Linked DNA regions of Homo sapiens: regions 1 and 3 are each linked to region 2. A link is a contact called in ENCODE Hi-C or POLR2A ChIA-PET data. All regions are on one chromosome and are shown on one strand. The core of a region is the stretch at or near the end of the contact, and the rest is flanking DNA. Distances in the headings are between cores, read along the strand shown.

What was found. A loop is a pair of places that touch in the nucleus more often than their neighbours do. ChIA-PET counts read pairs that join two places held with the same protein, here RNA polymerase II (POLR2A). Pooled maps may share reads with other maps.
Region 1: a loop to region 2 is called in a map of CD8-positive, alpha-beta T cell, with 10 times the contacts of the local background. The contact joins the promoter of NAMPT-AS1 here to the promoter of KMT2E-AS1 in region 2. A Hi-C loop is called at or near these places in 4 of 168 maps with a recorded cell type or tissue (CD4-positive, alpha-beta T cell, CD8-positive, alpha-beta T cell, GM12878 and 1 more), 19 of 37 single-sample maps with no recorded cell type and 20 of 50 pooled maps. POLR2A ChIA-PET finds 5 or more read pairs at or near these places in 4 of 52 experiments (A549, CD4-positive, alpha-beta T cell, GM12878 and 1 more).
Region 3: a map with no recorded cell type shows a loop between it and region 2 (7-fold over the local background). The contact joins the promoter of PIK3CG here to the promoter of KMT2E-AS1 in region 2. A Hi-C loop is called at or near these places in 1 of 168 maps with a recorded cell type or tissue (right cardiac atrium), 2 of 37 single-sample maps with no recorded cell type and 7 of 50 pooled maps.

Annotation. Positions count from the first base shown.
Region 1 is chr7:106,283,401-106,287,890 of GRCh38, reverse strand. NAMPT-AS1 (NAMPT antisense RNA 1) reads right to left here and starts at 2,645. Exons shown (of 1, transcript NR_186647.1): 1 at 1,565-2,645. It overlaps NAMPT (nicotinamide phosphoribosyltransferase), which reads left to right and starts at 2,908. Exons shown (of 11, transcript NM_005746.3): 1 at 2,908-3,063. The coding sequence starts at 3,007. RefSeq lists silencers at 2,409-2,948, 3,219-3,578.
Region 2 is chr7:105,011,942-105,016,098 of GRCh38, reverse strand. It overlaps KMT2E-AS1 (KMT2E antisense RNA 1), which reads left to right and starts at 1,958. Exons shown (of 1, transcript NR_024586.1): 1 at 1,958-4,157. KMT2E (lysine methyltransferase 2E (inactive)) reads right to left here and starts at 1,894. Exons shown (of 27, transcript NM_182931.3): 1 at 1,564-1,894. RefSeq lists enhancers at 1,575-1,804, 2,065-2,184, 2,505-2,554, 2,346-2,885, 2,975-3,344 and 1 more and silencers at 1,865-1,954, 2,305-2,354.
Region 3 is chr7:106,862,626-106,866,739 of GRCh38, reverse strand. It overlaps PIK3CG (phosphatidylinositol-4,5-bisphosphate 3-kinase catalytic subunit gamma), which reads right to left and starts at 1,458. Exons shown (of 11, transcript NM_001282426.2): 1 at 1,314-1,458. RefSeq lists an enhancer at 1,287-1,386 and a silencer at 3,882-4,114.

The sequences.
Region 1 (4,490 bases), core at 1,396-3,895, 1.3 Mb before region 2:
GCCCAATTGGCAGTGCCTGATTGCTATTTGGTAGGATGGTATAATAATCCAGGGCTTTGAATCAAGTGAGGGGGCCCATTTGAGTCTATGTGTTATTATTTGTCATGTTGTTGTGACCTATGAAAAACAGTTTCTCAGGTCCTCTACATGCTACAACCTCCCCGGGCTCAGGCAATCCTCCCACGTCAGTCTCCTTTCAGAGAAGCTGGGACTACAGGCACATGCCACCACGTCCAGCTAATTTTTGTATTTTTTGTAGAGATGGGTTTTCACCATGTTGCCCAGGCTGGTCTCAAAATCCTGGGCTCAAGTGATCAGCCCGCCTCAGCCTCCCAAAGTGCTGGGATTACAGGTGTGAGCCACCACGTCCAACCTTAATGCTAGCTGTTAAACTGTCTTTCAGGGGAGGCCATTTTAAAATGAAATCTTGGCTCTGTTTTCAGTGATAATTTCATAGTTCTAAACCCCAATTAATTCTGAATTGCTCCAGCTTAAGCATGTAGTTACATAGAGAATGTGCCTATTTCTATCTCAGGCAAATGGTGATTGTCCTATTGGTAACATGACTTCATTGTCATTTTTTTTCTCTGGAGACTACTGTGAGGATTCACATTACTAATACTTGTGCAGGCCTCACTCCTTAATTTAACAAGCAATGTCAATACAATATTTTTTCTTTGCACAGATATAAGACCTTTTTATTTTAAAACTGCAAATTCAACTCAAAGATTGCAAGATCAAATTTTGCATCTTAAAAAAATACTACCATAAACAAAGCCCACATTATAATCAGAATCCTACTTTCTTTTCTGCATAAAGCAGCATAGAACAACGGTCATTTATAGATACATGAATTCCAGGAAGCTAAACAAATAAGAATTTGTACTATAAGTAAAGTAGGTTATATAAATTTTAAATGAAGGAAAAAACACCAAATTAAGGACAAAAATTATCTTTTTCCTTCTTTGAATTGCACTCCTTGAAATAATATAAAAAAACTCCCAAAATCAAATATTAAAAAATAATTTGTTTAGGCCGGGCGCGGTGGCTCACGTCTGTAATCCCAGCACTTTGGGAGGCCGAGGCGGGAGGATCACGAGGTCAGGAGATCGAGACCATCCTGGCTAAGACGGTGAAACCCCATCTCTACTAAAAATACAAAAAATTAGCCGGGCGTGGTGGCGGGCGCCTGTAGTCCCAGCTGCTTGGGAGACTGAGGCAGGAGGATGGCGTGAACCAGGGAGGCGGAGCTTGCAGTGAGCCGAGATCCAGCCACTGCACTCCAGCCTGGGCGACAGAGCGAGACTCCGTCTCAAAATAGAAATAATAATTTGTTTAAATGCGTTTACAAATAATTTTCCCCGGTAAAACACAGGGAAGATCAACCAATAAATACATAAGCCCTCTTGTTTCAAACCTCGTTGCTGAAAATAATTGTAAGTGTACTAGTATTTACTACATTGGTGAGTGCCTGGTGATACCTTCCACTTCCATGATCTTTGCCCTGTATTGTATCTACGTGTAGATGAGGTGATTGTCAAAAATATATACTGACTTCAAGACATAGTGTTGACTGAGGTTGTCTTTATTAGAAGTCTCAGCCATGCCTCCAGTTTCGAGATGAATCTCAATTCACAAGTTCCACTATGAATCTCAATTCACAAGTTCCACTACCACCACCACCATCACTGCCCCCAGATAGAATGAGACTTCTAATAACTTGAAAGACAAGTCTATAAATATCCTGTAATCGTTTTCACTGTATCACTTTTTCCTGGCTACTTTTATCCGATAAAAACCTCAATTTATTTTTAAGCTATTAAACATGCGGACAAAGGGAATCTTAGTTTTATGCAAAAACGCAACCACGCATGAGAACTGCGCAAGTCTTTCTTGGAATGGTCTGTATTTGGGTGAAGTCATCAGACGTCATTACACTTCTTTATTTTGGGGTTGCCAACTCGTTTCCCAGGATTTAAAGACTATAACGATGATAAAAGTCAGTGTCGCACCCTGTCAAAGGCTTGGCCCGTTGCCTTTTCCTTCCCGGCAATACTCGGTTCAATTAGGTCTTGTCCCCTCATTATCTGTGAGGACTGAATTCCACCCCCGCTTTTCAACGCAGGCTCTTTGCTCGGGAAAAGTCAAACCATCTCTCAAAGGATCAAAGAGCTCAGCCATAGACAGAGCCGCCGGAGGAAAGCGGAGTCGCTGCATCAGATGAAAGGGGCCCCTCAGCCTCACTCCTCACCGCAGCTCCTGGGATCTTAAAGACAGGGTCAGGAGGATCAGGAGGGACAAGAGGGATGGAGGCGAAAGGCTGGATCCTTAATCCAGGCCGGAGACAAAGGTGAGTAACTGCGCGTGGTGGACGGGAAGATGGGCAGTAGGAGGCTCCTCGCCCCCTAGCCGGGTGGCGTGACTTCAGGAGGACCCAGAAAACCGGCCAGGACTGGGTAGGACGGAAGGTCCCAGGCGGGGCGGGCGAACCGGCTCCTCGTGGCACTGGCAAAGCTGGGAACGCCCCCTCCAGGCCCCGCCCTCCCGCGCCCGTGCCGGGAACTCGAACTTAGGTAAGCGCCCGGGTCACGCGCCGGGGCTGCCCCGCTGCCTCCAGCTTCCCAGAGCTGGCGTCTGGGAGGAAGAGCGCGTGCATCACGTCCTCCTCCCCGCCCCGCCTCCGCGCACTGCGCAGCGCGCTGCCGCGCCCCGCCCTTTCTCGGCCCCCGGAGGGTGACGGGGTGAAGGCGGGGGAACCGAGGTGGGGAGTCCGCCAGAGCTCCCAGACTGCGAGCACGCGAGCCGCCGCAGCCGTCACCCGCGCCGCGTCACGGCTCCCGGGCCCGCCCTCCTCTGACCCCTCCCCTCTCTCCGTTTCCCCCTCTCCCCCTCCTCCGCCGACCGAGCAGTGACTTAAGCAACGGAGCGCGGTGAAGCTCATTTTTCTCCTTCCTCGCAGCCGCGCCAGGGAGCTCGCGGCGCGCGGCCCCTGTCCTCCGGCCCGAGATGAATCCTGCGGCAGAAGCCGAGTTCAACATCCTCCTGGCCACCGACTCCTACAAGGTAAAGCTCGGGGCCCGGGCAGATGAGGAGGAGCGGGGCGCGCTGGGGACGAGCGCGCGGCAGGGGGGCGGGGGCGGCTGGGGCTGGGGTTGGGGCTGGGGCTGGGGCTAGGGTCGCGGCGCGGGGAGGCCCGGGGGAGGCGCGGGCGGCGGCGGCTGGGGCAGGTGAGGAGGCGCCGCAGTGGGCAGGAGGTGGCTTGAGGAGGATGGAGGGCTGGGCGGTGGAGGCGGGGCCTGGGGGCGCGCGGCGGCGGCGGCGCGGCGGGGGGCTGAGGCGGGCCCCAGCGGACTCCCGGGCGCCGGTGCTCGGGGCTCGGGGCTCGGGGCTTGGGCGTCGCCGGCGAGCGCATGCCCTTCCCTGAAGCGCGGCCTCTTGGCCTGGAGCTGGGACCAGTTAGGTAACGGCCCCGGGGACCCGCAGTGGAGAGTGAGCGGGGCTTTCCCCCGGGCCAGCCCGGCGCGCTCGCCCCTGGCTGGGCAGGTAAGTCTCCCGGGGCGCGAGGTGGGAGAAGTCCTGGCGCGGGCGCCGGAGCAGCCGCGGTCCTCTGCGGCTCCGGCGCGGAGGACACTCGCCTGGCCCCGGTAGCCGTAGTGGATTCCCCTGTCCCACTCCGCCGGGCTCCGTTTCAAACTCCTTGGCACCTAGTGATTGCTCGTGCTCCTTATCCCTGGGTGTAGAGGCCGCTCTGCTCTTATCTGCTTTAGGGTCATTACAGGATTTCTGTGAAAAGGAAAATGAAACACGAGGATTTAAAGGAACTGTAGTTTTAACCCTAGAGAACATGTGGAGAGGGAAATGGCACAGCGTTGCGTTCACATGCCCATTGAACACTTGTGTGGGTAGCTGCCACATTCAGTTGATATGAAGCACGCAGTAGTGAAGGGAAGAGGTAAAGTAAATTTTACTTGAGCAGCATAGTGGTTTGGAATACAGTGGTAAAACATAGTACTCTCATGTTTTTGTTTTGATTCTTTTTTTTTCCTTTGTTTTTAGCCCTCCTCCGATATTCCGAGAAAGTATTTTAGAGAATTCCATTTTACTTAAGTTTTGTCTGTTTTTTTCCAATCAGCTTAAAATGCTGTTTATGATATTTAGATAGGTTCTTGAAATCGAGCCAAGATCCATCAACAAGTTGTCTTTTAGATGCAAGTTTAAAGTATTGCAAAATCCGAACACTATCAAGTATGATTCTTGAATATTGTCAAGTATACGTGATAATACCTCAAGTATGGTCCTTTACTTGGTCCTAAAACCTCCTCTTGTGTTCTCTTGGTTCAATCATAGTGTTTTCAAAATTTTAAATAGTGATTTTAGAATAGCCTCATTGATAGTTTTGTAGAATTTTTTTCTTAACTAAATCTAAAATAACTGTCAGATTTTTTTTTTACATGTTAGCCAAATGTAAAGGGAGGTTGAATAGTCTAAAT
Region 2 (4,157 bases), core at 709-3,208:
TAATCATATAAAATAGATGATACTTATACAGTTACTAAACATTTTAATCTACTTTGGCATATTGAATAAAAGATGGTTGGATTAAACCAAACAAAAACTATTATTGGTACCCAAATAATTTTTTTTTAATGTTGAAGCGCACCCATCATCACCACTGAAATTTGCAAGGCTGTTTTTTTTTTTCAAAAGTGGAGACATTTTATTTGCCTTTCAGGAAAAACGAATCAAATTAATCAGCTAAAACACAGCACTGTAATTTGCAGTAAAAAATCAACACATTTTTGTAACTGGCTCGGGGAAGGAAAAACAGCCCAGTCTTTTCATGTAAACATAATAAGCCTGTAATATGCTGCAGACAAACGCACTGCATGGGGTGTGGAGGACCCGAGCTGATTAGATTACCACAACATCAGCCTGGGGCCGCCATTTTTAGAATCTGTAAAGGACAAAAGAGGGAAATTTCAGTTTTTACTCCCCATCTCAGAAATTGAAGGAAAAAAACAGACTATTTTCCAAATAGGTATTCATGTCTCCAGCCTCGAGTTGAATGCACCTCACTTAATTCTCTCCAAGGTCTCCAGAACTCCAAACACCTTACCTTATTCACATCTCTAAAAAGGGAACAAAATAGGCAAAACGAGGTTTACTCTAGAGCTAACTCTAGCGATTCCTCTTTGACTTTAAATTGTATCGTTCTTAAGACAGAGCCCAGCAAGGACGGATCTATACGGAACTAAGGCCAGTAGAAGAGAGCACTCTGGATTGTTTTTTTCTCACCCCCACCCCGTTTAGCACAGTGAACCGTTTGTTTCTCATCTGTGTCTGCTGCCATAGAATTTGTGCCAATCCCTTGGTCAAAATAAGCTTTTCTGAAATGAGCCATATTGTAGATCCTAAGGCTCCGGCACAGTAAAGGACGGCGGTAATGCAAAAGGAGTGGGGGAGGAGACTGAGAAGGCTGGGTACTGGGGTGACCACTTCAGGGGCGGGTTTACCCTCTCCAGGAGAGGATGAGGAGCTAGCTGTCTCGCTCTCCCACAAAGAGAGATGCCCAGGGCGTTCTTCTTACCCCCTTCGTATTCATGTGCACATTATACCAGAGACTGCCCGTCAAGAAATGGAAGAAGAAAATGGGGCCTATATGGCTTTTCAGCACCTGAACAAGACGCGGTTGAGAAAAGGGAGCGCTGGCAGCTCCTGGGACCACTTCGACACAAACCCTACTAACAGTCACAAGCCTCCGTCTTCACTCAAGCGGCCTTAACCCGCTGCCAATGAGGAGTGCGCCCCCTCCCTAACTCCCCCACTCTCAAGGGGGTTTAACTGCCAGTTACCCCTTTCCCAACCCTAAAACCCGCCATAATGCTCCATTTCTAGGGTCAGGGAGAAGAAAGAATAAATTCGATTTAAGCAAGCAACGTCTTGCGCCGGCAAAGACACCTGAGAGTCAACGTCGGCTCCCCCAGCTTAAGGATAAAGATGAGAGACCTCCCTCCCCCTTGAAACACAAGTACCCCAACCCCGCAAGCCCCAGGAACTCCCATGGAGACGACAGGCACTAACCTGTGATGTTCACACACGAGACACCCGAACCCCGTTATGTGCTCGACCCCCAAGGAGTCTCTCCGCACCTCCGCGAACAGGCGACCCCCCGACAGCAGCCACTGCGGACACAGGACCCGGCTCCACACACCCCCTCCCCAAACAGCAGCGCGCAGCCTCTTCACCAGGAACCGAGGAGTAGGGGAGGGGGCAGCCAGGCAGTCAACAGGAACGCAGAGACGACGGCGAGGCTGCTCGGAGTGTCTATGCCCACTCTGTTGCCGCTCCCGAACTCCGGCACGGTCTCCGACTCGGCCCCCTGCGCCCGCTCAGTGTCACTGCCTCTCGCTCTGGGAAAATGGCGGCGGCGGCGGCGGCGGCCGCGGCGGCGGCGGCGGCGGCGGCAAGTGCACGGGGTACGCCCGTCCCGCTCCGCAGGGGCAGAGGGGGAGGGGATGAAGCTGCCCGGCGCCATTTTGCTTGTGGGCTGCCGCCCGCCGTTGCCTCTCCGCGGAGGCTCGAAGATAGCAAACTGGAGGCGGTGAGGGGGACGGAATCTCTGTCTTTCTGACAACAGATGCATTCAACAATCCACCGAAGGTTTGAGGAAGTGTCGGTATTCGGTGGGACTGGTTCTTTCCCCCTTTCCCCCAGTGGCCCTCAAGTCTGGATATAGGTGAGCTTGGGCATGCCAGTATTGGGTGCACGAACAAGGACAGCAGGGCTTGGGAACGAACTCCCTCCCGTCACCCTCCGAAAGCGATACACCTTCTCCCCCTCCCAAACAACCCCAGTCCCGTCTCCCCGTTCCTCTCCCCCTCCTCCCCCAGCCCAGTCTGGCCTCCAGCGCTGGGTGAACCCGGTTGGGGTGTCACTCGACGCCCACTAGGGGCTGAGGAGGCTCCAGTGCGCAGGCTCCGGGCACCGGATAAAAGCGGAGCTGGCGAGTCTAGTGCTGTCTCGATGGAGGAGCAAGAAACGGAAGAGGTCGGGGGGAGAAGCAGCCGGAAAAATGCAGCCACCGTCAACGCCGCCTCCCTGCCACCGTGCTTCGGGGTAAAAAGCTGCCGTTGCCGTCGGTGCAGTTGCCGTCGCTGCCTCCTATACTTCTCTTGGCCTCGGGGAAGGATTTCCCCACCGGTGGGACAATGTGCGGGGAGGGGAGTGGGAATTCCTTTATATGGCGGTGATTAAACGAGGGAGGGACAGACAGTGATCTCGAAGAAAAAAGGGGGAGACCAAAGAATAAAAGAAGGGTTTCCCCACTAAAATGACACGGCGATTCCGGCTCTTGTTTTGGGGGTCTTTCCCCGAAATGGTTTCCGTCTTCCCCTTGCCCCGCAGCGACCCAGAGCGCTGGGGGAAGCGGAGTGGGGAGAGGCAGAGGCGGTCTCGGCAGCCAATCAGCGCCTGATGTGTCCTGTCGGGCGCGTCGTGGTTGGCTGGCGATGACCTCATCCTGCAGCAGCGGGTGGGGCCAAAGCCGTAGGGGGAGGCTGTTGCAAAGGTAGAGAGGGAGAAGTGACGATGGTGATCGTTGCTGCCGCGGCCGATATGGAACCCAAGCAGTGGCGAAGGGAATCGCAAGGCTCTTCCCTGACCATTTTCTACTGTCCCTGCGCGAGGTGAGGGCCCCGGCTCGGCCTCTGCAAAACTTTGGGGCGCTGGCGCGGAGGAGGAGACAGGATTTCTCCCGTGACTTTTGTAACTGCGTCAGGGCAAGATGGCGCTGGGTCTCTTTGGGGCGCGGGGGGAGAGGCACGTCCACCGCCGCAGCGCATGTGACCGGGCTGCATTCCTGTGGGGTTTGGCTCCGACCCAGGCCGGGGCGGGGGAGGGGACAGGGCTTGGGCGGAGGAGACTGTGGTGCGGTCGGCGTTGGCGGCCTGAAGAGGAAGAGATGACTGTTGGAAAGCGTTCCCCTCCCCCATACGGCAGAACAGCTGCGGCTCCCAGGGGAAAGCCCCCGCAGGACAGTCCTCGTGGGGTGTGACGGCTGTTGGTGGAGAAGGTTTGGCGCCCTATTTTCTTATCTGCCTTTCTCCCCGCAAAGTATACTTATGTAAGGTGGTAGTTCCCTGACGTGGGACTCGGAATCAACTAGGAGTCCTTGAGGGCCTCTGGGAGGCCTAGCGAGGGGTAGACCAGCTTCTGGGGGTACAACGTCAAGGAGGATCGATTACTTTCTGAGGAAACAGTTTCTCAGATTGAAATAGAAAAGTATTTCCAAAGTTTGGAAACAAATTTAAAGGTGTAAATAACACCCAGGAACACTTTAATTGCTTTGAAAAGGCATAAGCAGCCATCTGAATTTAAGGGCCCTTTTCAGACTCTTCCTTCCTCCTGTGATTCCTGTTCTTTATTTCAGTTTTCTGTCTGTACATCCCTTAAGAATATAGTTTTGTCGGTGGGATTCGCTCTTTTGTGCCCAGGCTGGAGTGCAGAGGCGAGATCTCGGCCCACTGCAACCTCCGCCTCCCCGGGTTCAGGCGAGTCTCCTGCCTCAGCCTCCCAGGTAGCTGGGATTACAGGCGCCCACAACCACACCCTGCTAATTTTTTCTATTTTTAGTAGAGACGGGGTTTCACCCCATTGACCAGGCTGGTCTCGAACTC
Region 3 (4,114 bases), core at 209-2,708, 1.9 Mb before region 2:
TTGTCAGCATTCTGGCTGTCACTGCTATATTAGGGCAGTATCTTAGAAGAGTCACCCAAGGCTGTACTCTCCCAATAGGAACATTTAGGTAATTTTAACATTGTTTAATTAATTAATTAAAATTCATTTGATCTGTCTCTACTTAATAATGGAGGAGCTACAGGATGGAAGGCAGGATTTCTGGACTCCAGTGACCTTCTGTTAAGACCCCCAATCATTTAACTTCTTTTTTGCTCTAATATTTTCATTTTTGTAACACAAATTCACAAATTTATTCTCATTAACCTACTCACTCTTTCCACAAAATTCAGTAAGTACCTACCCTTCACAAAGCACTTATGTATAAATAGGACATACTGCAATAGGAAATCCTTCAAATAATAATTGAAATTTGAAAGGTATTAACACTGAAAGATTAGGTATTTTGCTTTCAATGTTTAGTATCACTACATTGTAATACATTATATTCTAAACGAATCAATTATTGAAACAAAAAATTAATGTTTCAGAAAATATCGTTTACTCTCTTAAATAACTAATGTTAGACTTAAAACTACATTATTTCCTTAAGAAATAGTGGAGCATTTGATGTATACCAAAAAGGAGAGCTTGATAAGAAGATAAGAAAGACAAATTTCATTTGATCCAAACTTATGTTCAAATCTTGGCTTAACTTTTAAAACCAATATTCCCTCTCTTAAAATATGAAGTTATACTTAGTAAGTGAAACCAACTGTCCCAAAGAACTGTCTCTTGTGGCTTAAAACATTCATTTTGGTCTTTTGCTACATTATAGAATAACTAACAAAGAAGAGAACTGTAAGATACATTGATATTGACACTAACTTGAAATAAAACATGTCCAAATTTAGGCAGCATATAAATACACAGCAATAACTTCTGCCTCAGTGATACCAAACGATCTTATAAGATGCAGAGGAAAACAGGCTGACTAATACTCACTGGTTTCCTTCATGGTTGAGGCTATGAAGCTTTCCCCTTTTATGAGAAGATGTTGGAAACACTGTAAGTACAGTAATCTTGAAGCATGCACTTGTAGGAATATGAAGCCTGGCTGCCGTGCCCTCCCTTTTCCTCCCAAAACAAAAACAAAAATGTGATGCACCTGCAAAACTATTGCCGGAACGTTGTAGATATCCACAATACAGGTTGGACTAGACAATGAAACACAGACATTCGGTGGTAGTATCATCTCAAGAACCGACAACAGTTTCAGATAATCTAGCCGAGAAGGAAGTGCCACTATTCCGAGTCAGACCCCACAAAGAGCAAAAAATAGAAGGAAGCAATACCTGATAAAGCAGCGGAGGCGATGATGCTGAAGGATCATTTGTTTAATTTTTGAAAACAAAACAAATTCAAACCTACCCAGTGTGCGTCTAAATTCTTCCGCTTTTCTGGGGCTCCCTTCATATCCAGATGCAGAGGAAGTGTTGCAGTTACCAGGAAGGAAGTTTTAACCAAGTTGATTATACGTGTGATTGCTCATTTTAAAAGTGTCAGAAATGCATTTCCTGTTTTAGCATAGAGAGGGTAGGAGTATGAGACTGAGCAATGTTTACCATGGTTTTTCTTTTCTTTTTTTTTTCTCTTTGAACTAATTTTTCAAAAATTGTGATACTGAGACAAAATGACATAAATCCAAACCAAAATTACCCATTATGAGACATAAACATATGAAATATCTTTGTAGCTAGTTCTAAGAGCCACAGTATTAGGTATCCTATTAGGAAGACTTTTACCAGTCAAATTAAACTCATTCCCCTCCTGGGAATTCAAAAGAATCCTTGTTCGCACATGCTAACTGAGGGGTGGGGGAAGAGAAACCTAGTCATCTTGAGGACTAAGTTATCAAGCTGAAAATTTTTAAAGGCATGGTCTGCAAGCTCACTTCCTTAGCTTGGTGAGAGCTTTCTCTATTTTTTCAGAGCATTTGGGGCCTAAAATATCACTGGCTCAAACTGAAAGCACTGCAGCATGTGCATGTGTGTATATAAATGTGACATACTGCAGTAAGTAACCCTTCAAATAATGGTTGAAATGCTAAAAGTATTAAAATTGAAAGATGAATAAAAAGGTATTTTGATTTTAATACTAAGTACCACTACATTGTAACACATTATATTCCAAACAAGGATCAACTATTGAAACAAAAATTAATGCTTCAGAAAATATCCTGTGTTGAGGATGGAGCCTTACTGTCAGCAATGACTGATTAATTAACTGTAGACAAAACAGAAGGAGGTTGCCTGTTATCATGGGGAAATTGGGGAGCTGAACACTGTTACAGCATCAGGCAGATTCCATCCTGGGAGGTGGCCCCTGATTCCTATGGGAGTAGAGAATGCATAGAAAAGCCATCCTGAATCATTTTTAGAGTAGCGTTGTATCTTCCAGGTGACCTCAGTTCTTTCTAGAACCTCCAAGCATCCTGAACCAGCGCCCCCTCCCTCCATCTCAGAATTCCCTATGCTAGAGTTCATCCTCCAATCGGGGTGTTGAGGGACTCCAGCTGAGCTTCAAGGGCAGCAGATAGAATGGAGTTGACCTCACAAGTCTCTTGGAGGTATGTAATTAAGAGTTCCTCTGAATTACTCTGATATTGAGATAAATGATTGATTTGACTTATTTCCTTTTACATATGCCTCTTGGGTTTTAACTTTTAAATAGCACTCTAATAGTTGACATCAGCAGGCAAATAATTTAATTCAAAGGCTGCCTCCCAAATATTTAGAGGGGTCTTATCAGCTTCTCAAAGTATATTCCTATATAGGAATACTCCCTTAGGAGGCTGGCAGCTTTAGAAGCACCAAGGCTAGCTTTCTTGGTTGGTCCTGAGGGAAGATCAACACACTGTAGCCACCAAGCCATGATGTGAGAGCTTGCCAAGCTGTGTTTTACCCAGAGTGTGTGGGAGGGTTCCTGGGGGTGGGTGGAGTGGGAGGAGGTTTGAGGGTGGGAGGGCTGACCTCAGAGGGACCATGAGCTTGGCCAGCCCTGTTCCCCAGACCATTCAATAGATCCCTTCCCTGTCCTGGCTCAGTCACTTCCAGGGGGCCAAGTCCCAATCTGGCACTGCACATACACACACACATGCCACATTATTCCAGAAACACGAGACTCAGCCTCTTGGCCCTGCCTGCTTCTGAAGGAACTATTAAGCTAAGTTTGATTAGGCAAAGGATTTTCTGTTTTATGACTAAACTGGCAAATATGTCAGGTTTATTGGTGGCTTGAGATTAAAAGTACCCTGCTCTTCCCCAAATCTTAATATAGCCACTAAAATTTGACTATCTGTAGTAAATGTTCCCAGTAAGAAGTAATGGCAAAGATTTCCTTCCTCTGTGGATACTTCCTCCGTGTAGAGGCATCCTTTACGAGTAAGAATATTTTATATCCCCAGAATATTTAGAAGACCTTCAGTCCTCATTAATATCCCATTTTAATAATATTTTTCCCTTCTGTGAATCTGTGGACACAGAAATCATTTTGGTTGGGAAAAAAAACACAATCAAAGGCTCTGACCTTCTATATCATATCAGTGGTCACAGCAATGACAAGATAGAACAGTTTAGAAAATAAGAACACAGTAGGAAGTATCAGTGATCAATAGACATTAAAAATTATTTGTTTTGAGGAAGGCTCTTTCCAACAGCCTTCAGAGAGATTATTTATGGTCTACTTGGAGAGACAGAACATGCAGAGGAAAGAATAACATGTGCAATGCGTTAGCATATGCAGTCCAAGCGGTTTAATTGTGTGATGTAACTTTCATTATGCAAGCCAACAGTTTACTGGAGGAGTTCACTTTGGGTGAGATTTGAAAATTTTTGTTTTAAATGTGCAGGGGAAGGTCCAGGATTCAAGGCAAGAGGAATCACAGGGGCAAGTCCTCAAGCCAGAAGGCATCTGTGGGACAGTGAACAGATCAGTTCACTGAAATGGAGAGTCTGAGAAAGATAGCAGTGTGAGAGACAGGGAGAGACATGGCCAGACAAGTGTGTGCTTCCCATACGTATTTCATGTGTTGCCACATGTAAATAGTGGTGACATGTGTATGGCACACTGGGGTGAACTGAGGAAGCTCCTCAAA